2 separate regions of the Homo sapiens genome follow, and region 1 is linked to region 2. A link is an interaction called in ENCODE POLR2A ChIA-PET data of the cell type or tissue named here. Cell type or tissue: A673. All regions are shown on one strand. Each heading gives the region's core, and the rest is flanking DNA. Links, peaks and the distances in the headings are about the cores only.

What was found. Peaks named below come from ENCODE experiments on the same cell type or tissue, not always from the same donor. Only the 100,000 strongest peaks of a DNase experiment are listed, where the experiment ranks them.
Region 1: POLR2A ChIA-PET joins it to region 2 with 6 read pairs; 2 of 35 experiments call an interaction of 5 or more read pairs at or near these places.

What each region holds. Positions count from the first base shown.
Region 1 is chr6:99,345,954-99,351,322 of GRCh38, forward strand. FAXC (failed axon connections homolog, metaxin like GST domain containing) reads right to left here and starts at 3,721. Exons shown (of 6, transcript NM_032511.4): 1 at 3,154-3,721. The coding sequence starts at 3,419. RefSeq lists enhancers at 103-603, 604-1,104, 1,995-2,559 and silencers at 3,751-3,810, 3,881-3,930, 3,991-4,070. In A673, for the core only: a CTCF peak has its summit at 4,050; no DNase peak of the experiment used is centred there; H3K4me3 peaks cover 1,343 bases.
Region 2 is chr6:99,611,345-99,616,713 of GRCh38, forward strand. PRDM13 (PR/SET domain 13) reads left to right here. Exons shown (of 4, transcript NM_021620.4): 4 at 1,689-4,218. The coding sequence ends at 3,415. Among named protein-coding and RNA genes, the nearest start is that of PRDM13, 7.2 kb to the left of the region's middle. RefSeq lists silencers at 2,244-2,463, 3,174-3,223 and an enhancer at 2,630-3,178. In A673, for the core only: a CTCF peak has its summit at 2,196 (motif pointing left); DNase peaks (open chromatin) are centred at 2,227, 2,497 and 3,477; H3K4me3 peaks cover 1,930 bases; H3K27me3 peaks cover 2,756 bases.

The sequences.
Region 1 (5,369 bases), core at 314-5,313, 270 kb before region 2:
TTAATTAAACTTCCTAAGTAATTCTCACCTGTCAACTTTACTCTTCCACTCTAGAGACACAGTCATAGATTAAGGTTATGTCTATGCAGCAGAAAATCCAAGTAGGCTGGGGAAGAGTTTGCAATAGCCAGAAACTCAGGGTAGTCATTTTAAGGTGTATTTTCTATCTTACATATTTCAGATTTTGTTTTGTTTTCTGCCTAAATTATAAAGACTATTGAAACCTAGATTTCACCTTAAGTGGAGGTAGTTATCATGTAACCTCTAAAGCCTTGGTCTTTGACCTTCCTGCCTGGTTTTTTTCCCTTTGCCCCTCCACTCCTCTTCCCCTAGACGCTGCAAGAAAGGCACCTGATACAGGTCTGTCTTCCCTGAGCAATGCTTCAGTTCTCCACATTTCTCTTCCTTCCTCTTCCTCCAACAAAACGGATTTCAAAGTAGGTACTTTTTTTGAGACGGAGTCTCGCTCTGTCGCCAGGCTGGAGTGCAGTGGCACCATCTCGGCTCACTGCAACCTCCGCCTCCTGGGTTCAAGCGATTCTCCTGCCTCAGCTCCCCGAGTAGCTATAGGACTACAGGCGCGTGCCACCACGCCAGGCTAATTTTTGTGGGGTTTTTTTGTTTGTTTTTTAGTAGACGGGGTTTCACAATGTTGGCCAGATGGTCTCGATCTCTTGACCTCGTGATCCGCCCGCGTCAGCCTCCCAAAGTGCTGGGATTACAGGCGTAAGCTGCCGCGCGCCGGGCCAAAGTAGGTACTTTCTAAGAGGCAGTGGTTAAAAACTGCAGGCTCTGATTTGAATCTAGATCCTACTACTCTTACTGTGTGATCTTGGGCAAGCTGCTTAACCTCCCTGAGCTGCAATTTCCTTATCTATGAAATGAACAAACAACAGTTGTGAGGAATAAATGCAGTCACACATGCAAAGCCCATCCTACTAAGTATTCAGAAATAGCCCTTTTTTATTGTTTGCATTACTTCAGAGCTTTCTAATTCAACTCAAACATTTGTCCAGAAACAAAACTGGCCAAGTATGGTGGCTCACACCTATAAACCCAACACTTTGGGAGGCCAAGGAGGGAGGATTTCTTGAGGCCAGGAGTTTGAGACAAGCCTGGGCAACATAGTGAGACCCCATCTCCACAAAAAAGTTAAAAAAAAAATTAGCCAAGTGCAATGGTTCATGCCTGTAATCCCAGCAACTCAGCAGACTGAGGCCAGAGGATCGCTTGATCCCAGGAGTTCAAGAGCAGCCTGGCCAACACGGTGAAACCCTATCTCTACTAAAAATACAAAAATTATCCAGACGCGGTGGTGCACGCCTGTAATCCCAGCTACTCAGGAGGCTGAGCCAGGAGAATCATTTGAACCAGGGAGGTGGAGGTTGCAATGAGCTGAGATCGAGCCACTGCACTCCAACATGGGCGACAAAGCGAGACTCAGTCTCAAAAGAAAAAAAAAAAAAAAGGAAGAAAAAGTGTGAATCAACCTAGGATTAAACTCCTTAGTCCAAATAAGCATCCAGTGCTGAGGTATATAGTCCCCTAAATGAGTTAGTAGCTATCTGTGGGCAGAGAGCTCTCCAGTCTCCAGTGACAACACCTGCCAGGGCAGGGCCTACTCCGGAGTGGCAGCTGAGCTCCACACTGTTTCTGCAAGGTCATTTAAGCTTTGTTTTAAACTTGGTCCTGTGAAGCCTTCACTCCCTCCACTGCTGAGAAGCCTCATGGTTTGGGATCTCCTCAAAGGCTTTAGACTAGAATACAACTGAGAAACAACTGGGTTACCATTTAAATTACTGCCCAAATGTTTTAGTTCTTTAGGTAGCTTGAAATCTAACTTGAAATACAGTTCTAAAACTAGCACAATTAACAAATAATCTAGAGAGATAATTCTCTTTAAATTTTTTTGTTTGGTTCAGCTAGATTCAAGGCAATGTGTTGAGAGAATTAAATGTGCAACAAGCTTAAAATAAACTTCCTCAAATATGGCTAAATAATATGAAAACCAATACATTTCTCCAAACCTAAATGATTTCCCACCCTTTCAGAGATGGGAACTATTCAAAATATGTACGTTAGGCCAAATGCCTACATTAGGCCATCACAATAATCTCCTGGGATCCCTGCAGGCTAGTACAGGTCACCTATCACTGTCTTTGTTTATAACCTATTGTGTAGGATTCCTCCACTGGAATAAGGCAGTGTGGACACATTTCTCTCACTTTAGAAAATACTGGCAAAGAGACATTCTGAGCTATTGAAAACTGGGCTTCTGGTAATCTTCCAGTGACGGAAGGCTCAAATGCATGGAAATTTTAACCATTAATTGATGTATCAATTAGCCAAACGACTGTCTCAGTGCCCTGTGGTATTACTCTACCCAAACAAAAATCTCGTCCCGGCTGGATGTACCAACAGCAGGGGCCTCCATTTTCTGGTATTTCCAACTCAATCTTGTAAACATTCTGCGGCAGCGGATGCAACTGTTTACGGCACTGGGCGACTCCGTGTTGTGCCCAACACACCCATGTGCTAGCCTGTCCTACTGCTCACACAACAATGACATCTAAGCCTGAAGATGGTGCTTGGCGTTCAATACCAGATAAGCAGAGAACCAGGTTAAGGCTGCATCAAAGCTGCCCACCACTACACTTGGTCATGCATCTTTAACAGGGACCCGCAGGTTTCTGGAGCTTTTGCAATTTTTCAGTCTTTTGATGTTGACATTTAGGGAAGAACTAACCTTTAGGTAAAAGATAAGGTTAGCAGTTAATATTCCAGCATTATTACTTATAAACAAGGCATTTCATAAAAGTGTAACCTATTTCTGCAGGGCCCAATTCTATTGTTGCAAACACACTGCACTTAGATCCTCCTAAGGCCATTTCTTAATAGATAACGACAAGTGACCCAGAGCATTTTGGGAGACAAATGTTTTTCCCTCCCAGCACCGGTTTAATTCTCCTTTCAACTCTAAACTGCCCCTCACGGCCAGGTGACCACAAATGCCTTTAGGGAAAGGTAATTGCAGGGCGCTTGGGCATCTGGGCAGCTTGACCGAGGGGCTGGCACGGGCCCCTCTCGCGCCAGCCCTGCCCTAGCCAGGTGCCCCTCTCTGCGCCCCTGTGCGGGGCCCTCTCTCCGGCTCACCTAATGACCAGGAGTTCGTGGAGCAGATACGCAGCTGCGGCCAGCAAAGCTCCCCCGGTCAAGTAAAGGGTTTTCTTCCACCAGGGATCGGAGCCCAGCCCTGCCATGATCCCACCGTAATCCTGCAAAGGGAAAGCGATGATGTCCCCATAAAAGGAGAAGGGCTCCTCGGACCCGGCCCACCAGCCGAAGAAGGAGATGCTCTGGTTCCAGCTCAGATCCACCACGCACGGCCTGGACGAAGCAAAGCCAACCCCCCAGTGCATGCTGCGCGGCTGGCTCCGGGCGCCCCTCCCAGGGCCCGCGCCGCCCGCATGGGAAGGGGCCGGCGCGGCCCGGCGCGGGCTCAGAGGCGCGCGGAGGGCGCGGGCGGCGCGGGCGGCGGCGACTGAGGAGGCGGCGGCGACTGAGGAGGCGGCGGCAGAGGAGGAGGAGGAGGAAGGGCACTGGCCGCGGACGGCGGGCCTGGCCGGCGGGGCCCCAGAGCCCTGGGCGGCAGCAGCGGCCGCCGGCTCCCCCCGCAGCTGCCTCTCCGCCCCGCTCTTTGTGTCGGCGCCTGGAGAAGGCCGCGTGATGTCATTGCTCCCCGGGGCAGGGAAACAGAGGCGGGATAAAGTCACCTACCCCGCGCCCTGCCCCCTCCCCGCATCTCCGCGGTCCGGCCGCCTCCGCCGGGGCCGGATCTGCAGGGCTGAGGCGCGCCGGGCAGGCTCCGCGCCTCCGGGCGGCACGCCCAAAAACCGCTCGCCGCGCGCGGGCAAGGGCGGCGGAGGTGCCTGGAAATGCGGCCCCACCGCGAGGAAGCTGCAGTCGGGGCCCGGATCCCGGTCCTCCCCTACCCCGGCCGGCCCTCCGCCTGCGCTCCAGCCCCTCCCGCGGGCCCCAGAGTAGGGAACGCGCAGGACTCACCTGGGGCGGCGCGGAGCTGCGGGCAGGAGACGCCACCAGGCGGGGGCTGGGAGCGTGGGCCAGGATTAAAGTCGGGAATCAGATTGTTCTGGCCATCAGGAAAGCGCTGCGTATTTGCATAATGTATAAAAACACTCTTATTACATTACACAATTACCTCGGGCTTGACCAGGTGTTCGCAGAGACGAGATGTCTGGTTTGGCAAATAACAAAATACTCTACCTAGAGAGATTTCTCTGACAAACCCAGTTCAAGTCTTTCCTCTTTGAAGTCACTATCAGGGAACTCGCTGATACAGGGTTTCGGTTGGGGGACGGGGGTCCCTCTTTTGTTTTAGAAAATCTGTCTAACAACTGTGTGTGTGTTCAGTGTATTTTTTTCCTTTAACTTCATTTATTAAAGTTCATAAGTACAAAGAATAGAAGCTTGTAATATATGCACAGATTTTAACAAGAGCATGGATAGTTTTAAATTGTTTGGAAGAACTGAAAAAGGATTCGGGCCGTGGAGGTTCATCACTCTCAAGGTGGAAGGATGGGTAAAAGAAACCTCCAGGCTCTTGCCTATGGAGCAGAGATTGAGGCGCAAAAGGACTCCCCCTTTTTTTCCTCTCCTGACACACCCGCCCCTTAGAACAGGCAAGGAGTGTGGTCGTCTTGTTAATAAATAATAAATATGGACGTGTCGCCTCAACGAGACGGGGGGAGGGGCTAGTCAGCTGATGCCTAGGCACCAGCATGTGAGACTCCCCAAACACTCCTGGGAAAATGTGACCTCCCAGGAAGAAGTAATGTGTGTGGTTCTAAGTGAGGCTCCCATAAGTAGGTTGCAAGGAGTGAAACCCAACGGCCTCCTGGGGTGACTGAGGTGGTCACCAGCCGGTCTTTCAAGGAGAGAGGCCAGAAGGCTGCCTGGCCTTGTCGGCAAGAAGCAGAGTAGTTAAGTCTGGGACCAAAGCTGCAGTGCTCTGGAAGAGGGAACAAGGAGGGCTGGCACCAGGGATTCTCCATGCTCCTTCTGTGCCCTTCCCACAGAGCACTCAGTCTTTGCTCTCAGTGAACACTGAGCCAATATTTAAAGAATATAAGTTTGATATTTGGGATCACATTATTTGCATATCTAGGTCTAGACATGGGGATGGGCATAAATTACCTTAAGTGGAAGAATATGGAAGGCAAAAGGGAGAGTCAATCCTGACAAACCTTATGCCCAAAACAAGTTAGAACCCAGAGGAAGTGTAGTATTTTTATCCCAGAAAGCCACTGACTACAATTCACTCTCACTCATAGTGACCTGCCCCACCCACT
Region 2 (5,369 bases), core at 302-5,301:
TGATGAGAGAGAGAAAGGCTCTGAAGTTAGAAGGAAGTTATTTAAGACAACATACCCACCAAGAGAACCCAGGAGGTCTATTCTCTCTTTTTTTCACGATTCATTTTACATGAATGTTCAGTACAAGGTAACAGAATATTGAAATGGTTTTATCTAAGACTTCTATAAACGATTAGGGTAGGGTGTCATAGGCAAATACTCTTCTCCCATTTTTCTTTCTGCTCTCCTTGGACTCAGTTGGAATGCAGTGCTTATCACTTGAGTTTTCACAGGTCTTATGGGGTAGGGGTGGGAGCTACTTGTGTTATGCAAACCCAGAAGTTAATATACATAAAGGGAAGAAGATCTGGAATTCTTCCCTATTGTTATTTCTGTAGTAATATTTCAGAAGTTTGAGCTGCTCATATATGCAGAGGGAGAATTTAACTTTCCTGTTAAATTTTATGAGACTGATGTATATTTTGGATATTTCCTTGCGGTTCAACTAACTTCTTTCTCAGACATCTTTCCCTTCAGTATTATCAATCAACCACATTTTAAAAGAAACCCAACTGCAAGATCATTTCTCTCTACAGCAGTAATATGACCCTTTTAAGTGGAAATTAACTTCTAGTATGTGATCAGAATGTCTCATATATGTGTCTCTTGATTGTGTTCACAAACTCGGGCAAAATGAATAAACTAATGCTAATAATACTAAACACATAAAAAGATTTCACACCAAACACGTATATAGTGCCCGGTAGAGAATTCTGCACTTATTAAAAGCTGAGTATCTATATTTATTTATCGATCTATATCATTTATATATATTCATATAATAAAAAACTAATATATTTTCTCCAAAGACTTTACTAAGCTTGGATTTGTGCAGCTATCTAGGAGTTAATTAATTACCAAGTGGCAGACAAGACAAGACAATGCAACATCATCCTTCTTAGATTATCATCACCCTTTTTAGAGTATCAGGGCATAAGAATTTTTTCTTTTCTCCCAGCAAATTAAATGGTGTTAAAGAGGAAATAAAGATACAAATAATTTTGAAGAATGGCAAATCATAGTCCCTATGTGGTCCTTCAGTTGGTCACGCTCCAGGAAAACCTCAGGCAAAGTGTTTAAGGCTGGAAGGGGGTGGAATGGGTGGGTAGGGGACACAAAAGACATTGTCCTGTGAAAAGGAATGATTACATATGGCCTATACATACAGGATATTGTCTCGCCTGGTAATGAGGCGCTCACGACCATTAGATTGGTCTTTGTTCAGCTTATCCAAACTCCTTGACATACGCCACCTATTCTGCAAACGCCAACAGATGGGCCCAGGCACTGCACAGCCTCAACACTTGATTTAAAGCAACAGCTGCTCTTTGCTCTTACACGGCCAGCCTGCCTGAGTGCTGCCCTTCCAACGAAGATTTTGCTCGGATGGCCTGGAGGAAGTCTTCGTTGGAAAGGCCCCGTCACCTTTTTTGGCCTCCGAGTAGTCCCAGAGGATGGAGACACTGATAAGGATTGGCCATTTGGGGCTTTTCGGGGTCCTCGATACAGTAGGGCTACCGAACTTATATTTCACCCTCTCCCCACACCGCTAGTCGAAACTTGGGCTTTGCCTTGGGTGCACTGGCGCTTTCTTTATGTCTCGCTTGTTCGCCTCTCACCGGGTCGCTTTTCCATTCTTTCTTGCCCAGGGGAGGAGCGCTACATCTGCTGGTACTGCTGGAGGACGTTTAGATACCCCAACAGCCTTAAGGCACACCTGCGTTTCCACTGCGTGTTCAGCGGCGGTGGAGGCGGCGCCTTCCTGCACCACGAACACGCGGCTCGCCAAGGCGCCGTCCCAGCGGCTGATGGCCTCGGTCTCTCCCCAAAACCCCCGGCGCCCGATTTCGCCGCGCCTTCCCAGGCAGGAACTTTGCGACCCCACCCCCTGGGCCCGCCACCAGTTCAGGCCTGCGGTGCGCGGGAGGGCATCAAGCGCGAGGCCTCTTCCGCGCCCTCGGCCACCTCGCCGACCCCAGGCAAGTGGGGGCAGCCCAAGAAGGGCAAGGAGCAGCTGGACCGTGCCCTGGACATGAGCGGAGCCGCCCGAGGACAAGGGCACTTCCTCGGCATCGTGGGCGGCTCCTCGGCGGGGGTCGGCAGCCTGGCTTTCTACCCCGGCGTGCGCTCAGCTTTCAAGCCCGCCGGCCTAGCGAGGGCGGCGGCGGCCGCTCACGGCGACCCCTACCGGGAGGAGAGCAGCAGCAAGCAAGGAGCCGGCCTCGCTTTGGGCAGGCTGCTGGGCGGGGGCCGGGCGTGCGGGCGCCCCGGGAGCGGGGAGAACTCGGCGGCGGGCGGCGCGGGTCACCACCATCACCACCACGCGCACCACCACCACCATCCCAAGTGCCTGCTCGCTGGGGACCCGCCGCCGCCGCCGCCGCCTGGCCTGCCCTGCTCTGGGGCCCTGCGCGGCTTCCCTCTGCTCTCCGTCCCCCCGGAAGAGGCGTCCGCCTTCAAGCACGTGGAGCGCGCCCCGCCCGCAGCCGCCGCGCTGCCAGGAGCGCGTTATGCGCAGCTGCCCCCTGCGCCGGGGTTGCCCCTCGAGCGCTGCGCGCTGCCGCCCCTCGACCCGGGCGGTCTCAAAGCCTATCCGGGTGGTGAGTGCAGCCACCTGCCCGCCGTCATGCCGGCCTTTACAGTCTACAACGGGGAGCTGCTCTACGGCTCACCGGCCACCACCGCTTATTACCCGCTCAAATTGCACTTCGGCGGGCTGCTGAAGTATCCGGAGTCCATCTCCTACTTCAGCGGGCCTGCAGCGGCCGCCCTAAGCCCCGCCGAGCTGGGGTCGCTGGCCAGCATCGACCGAGAGATCGCCATGCACAATCAGCAGCTGTCCGAGATGGCTGCCGGGAAGGGTCGCGGACGCCTGGACTCGGGGACGTTGCCACCGGCCGTCGCGGCGGCGGGAGGCACCGGGGGCGGCGGCAGCGGAGGCAGCGGCGCAGGTAAGCCCAAGACCGGCCACCTGTGCCTCTACTGTGGCAAGCTGTACTCGCGCAAGTATGGGCTCAAGATCCACATGCGGACGCACACGGGCTACAAGCCACTCAAGTGCAAAGTCTGTCTGCGGCCCTTCGGCGACCCCAGCAATCTCAACAAGCACATCCGGCTGCACGCCGAGGGCAATACGCCCTACCGCTGCGAGTTCTGCGGCAAGGTACTTGTGCGCCGCCGGGACCTGGAGCGACATGTCAAGTCCCGCCACCCTGGCCAGAGTCTGCTCGCCAAAGCGGGCGACGGCCCGGGTGCCGAGCCCGGCTATCCCCCGGAGCCTGGGGATCCCAAGAGCGACGACAGTGACGTGGACGTCTGCTTCACAGACGACCAGAGCGACCCCGAGGTTGGGGGCGGCGGGGAGCGCGACTTGTAACGAGTCTTCCCGGGAAGGGGCGGGGTGAGGACAGAGAGGAGTCGAGGGTTTATTCTCGCAGTAGAGGAACTCCTGGTGGTGGGAAGAGGGACCCAATGGACAAAACCGTTTTTGTTTTTGAGAGGGCGCCAGATTTGAAACAGTGAGAGGTCCCACATCTGGTGCTGAAACTCAGAGCAACAGTTCAGAGGTGGCGTAAATCTGGCCACCTGGAGAGCTCGAGTGCCACCAGTACCTCCGCACCCCGGGCCTCTGGACTTCTTGGATGAGCTCACCCTGAACCGCCCAGGCGGTCTGCTCTTGGTGTTCAGAATCACATCAATGCGAACGTCACAGCGCCTTCGAGGGCGCAGATTTTAACTGCCACGTATTTTTAAGTTGTACTTTTCTGTGGAGGAAATTGTGCCTTTTGAAACGACGTTTTGTGTGTGTATTTCACGTTAGCATTTCATTGCATAGGCAAAACACTAGTCACAATTGGGTAGATGTGACATCCATATACTTGTTTACATTTTATCTGTTCTCATGTCAAAGACTACTCCTTGCCCCATTGAATATATAGTGGTAGCAGGTGTACAAATTGGTCAAGTTGCAATTATTTATGAGAAAATAATGATAAATGTAAAATATCTAAAGCATGAATCTAAGAGCACGCAATATATAATTTTAAAGAAAATATTCTATTTGGTAGAATACAAATGTGGTGTGTGTTGTTTTATAATGACTGCTGTACAGTGGGTATAGTATTTTGGTTTTGGTTCCAGATTGTGCAATCTTTAAGAAAAATAAAGATACAAACGAGAGTTTTGTTCACTTAGTGATTTCAGCAGATATTTTAAAGAAGTAGTTTAATTTGAAAACAATTTGCGAGGAGACTGCATAATAAAATAAATCATTGGAGACTTGAATACTTTGAGTATTCATAAAATAATGTTAAGCAGTGTTGTATTATAACAGGGAAATATACCATTTTCAATATGTGCATTTCACAGGCTCCCAAACATCAGGCAAAACAATTGTTTCCTAAAACTATTGTTAATCATGCTAAATGTTTTCATGTTTACTGAAAGAAGTTCATGACCTTCAAGAAGAAAAAACCCACATATTGTCAAAAAAAAAGTATGGAACTGTAGAATCACTATTTCTTGTTGTGCTCCATTTTGACAGAACTTTCCTTGGGAAGCAAGAAAGGAAACTTGCTCAGTGTCTTTTATGATTCATATATTTTATTATTAATTCAACAAATACTAAAGGAGGGTCTGTTTTGTTGGAAGTGCTGATCTATTTGCTTTACTCATAAGTTTCTTTTTCCCATGTACTTCTTCCAATGGTCTTCTGCTGTCAGTATTGGTCCTATCTTACAGAAAAGAAAGCATACTCTTTAAGGACACTGGGGTGCCCATAATTAGAACAGCAAAATTAGAAGCAATGACTATATTTACTGGTTTTAAAAAAATGCTAGCTAATGGGCAGATATCATAAAGAATATAATTTTGTTGACTAAAATTGGAAAGCACCCATCTTCCTCCCCATATACACTCTGGGGAGGATTTCACTGTAGAAAGTGGAGGATCAGTCAACCTCTTAGCTAAGGGCAGGTACCCGAAGGGCCCATGTCTGCAGCACTTTTCAGAGATCAGTTTGAAGATTCTGGCGAGTCACCCAAGGGTCTGGATGTGACTCTGATAATTTAACTCAGTTAAAAATGCCCATTATTTTCTGAATCCTGAATGATTTGCAAGTCTTCACCTTTCTTCCTGTTGGCAACACTGCTTTAGTCAGCCGGTGGCTGGCAGGAACATTTTCTGGCACATCACAGCAGGGGGGCATGGATAGGGGAGGGCATGTGATTTCTATTGGTGGTGATCTGCAAGATTTCTTCTATGAGAAAATGTATGCTAGGAATTATAGGTTTTTAGTGTCAGCTGACCAGAAAATGTTTCACTTTGTAAAA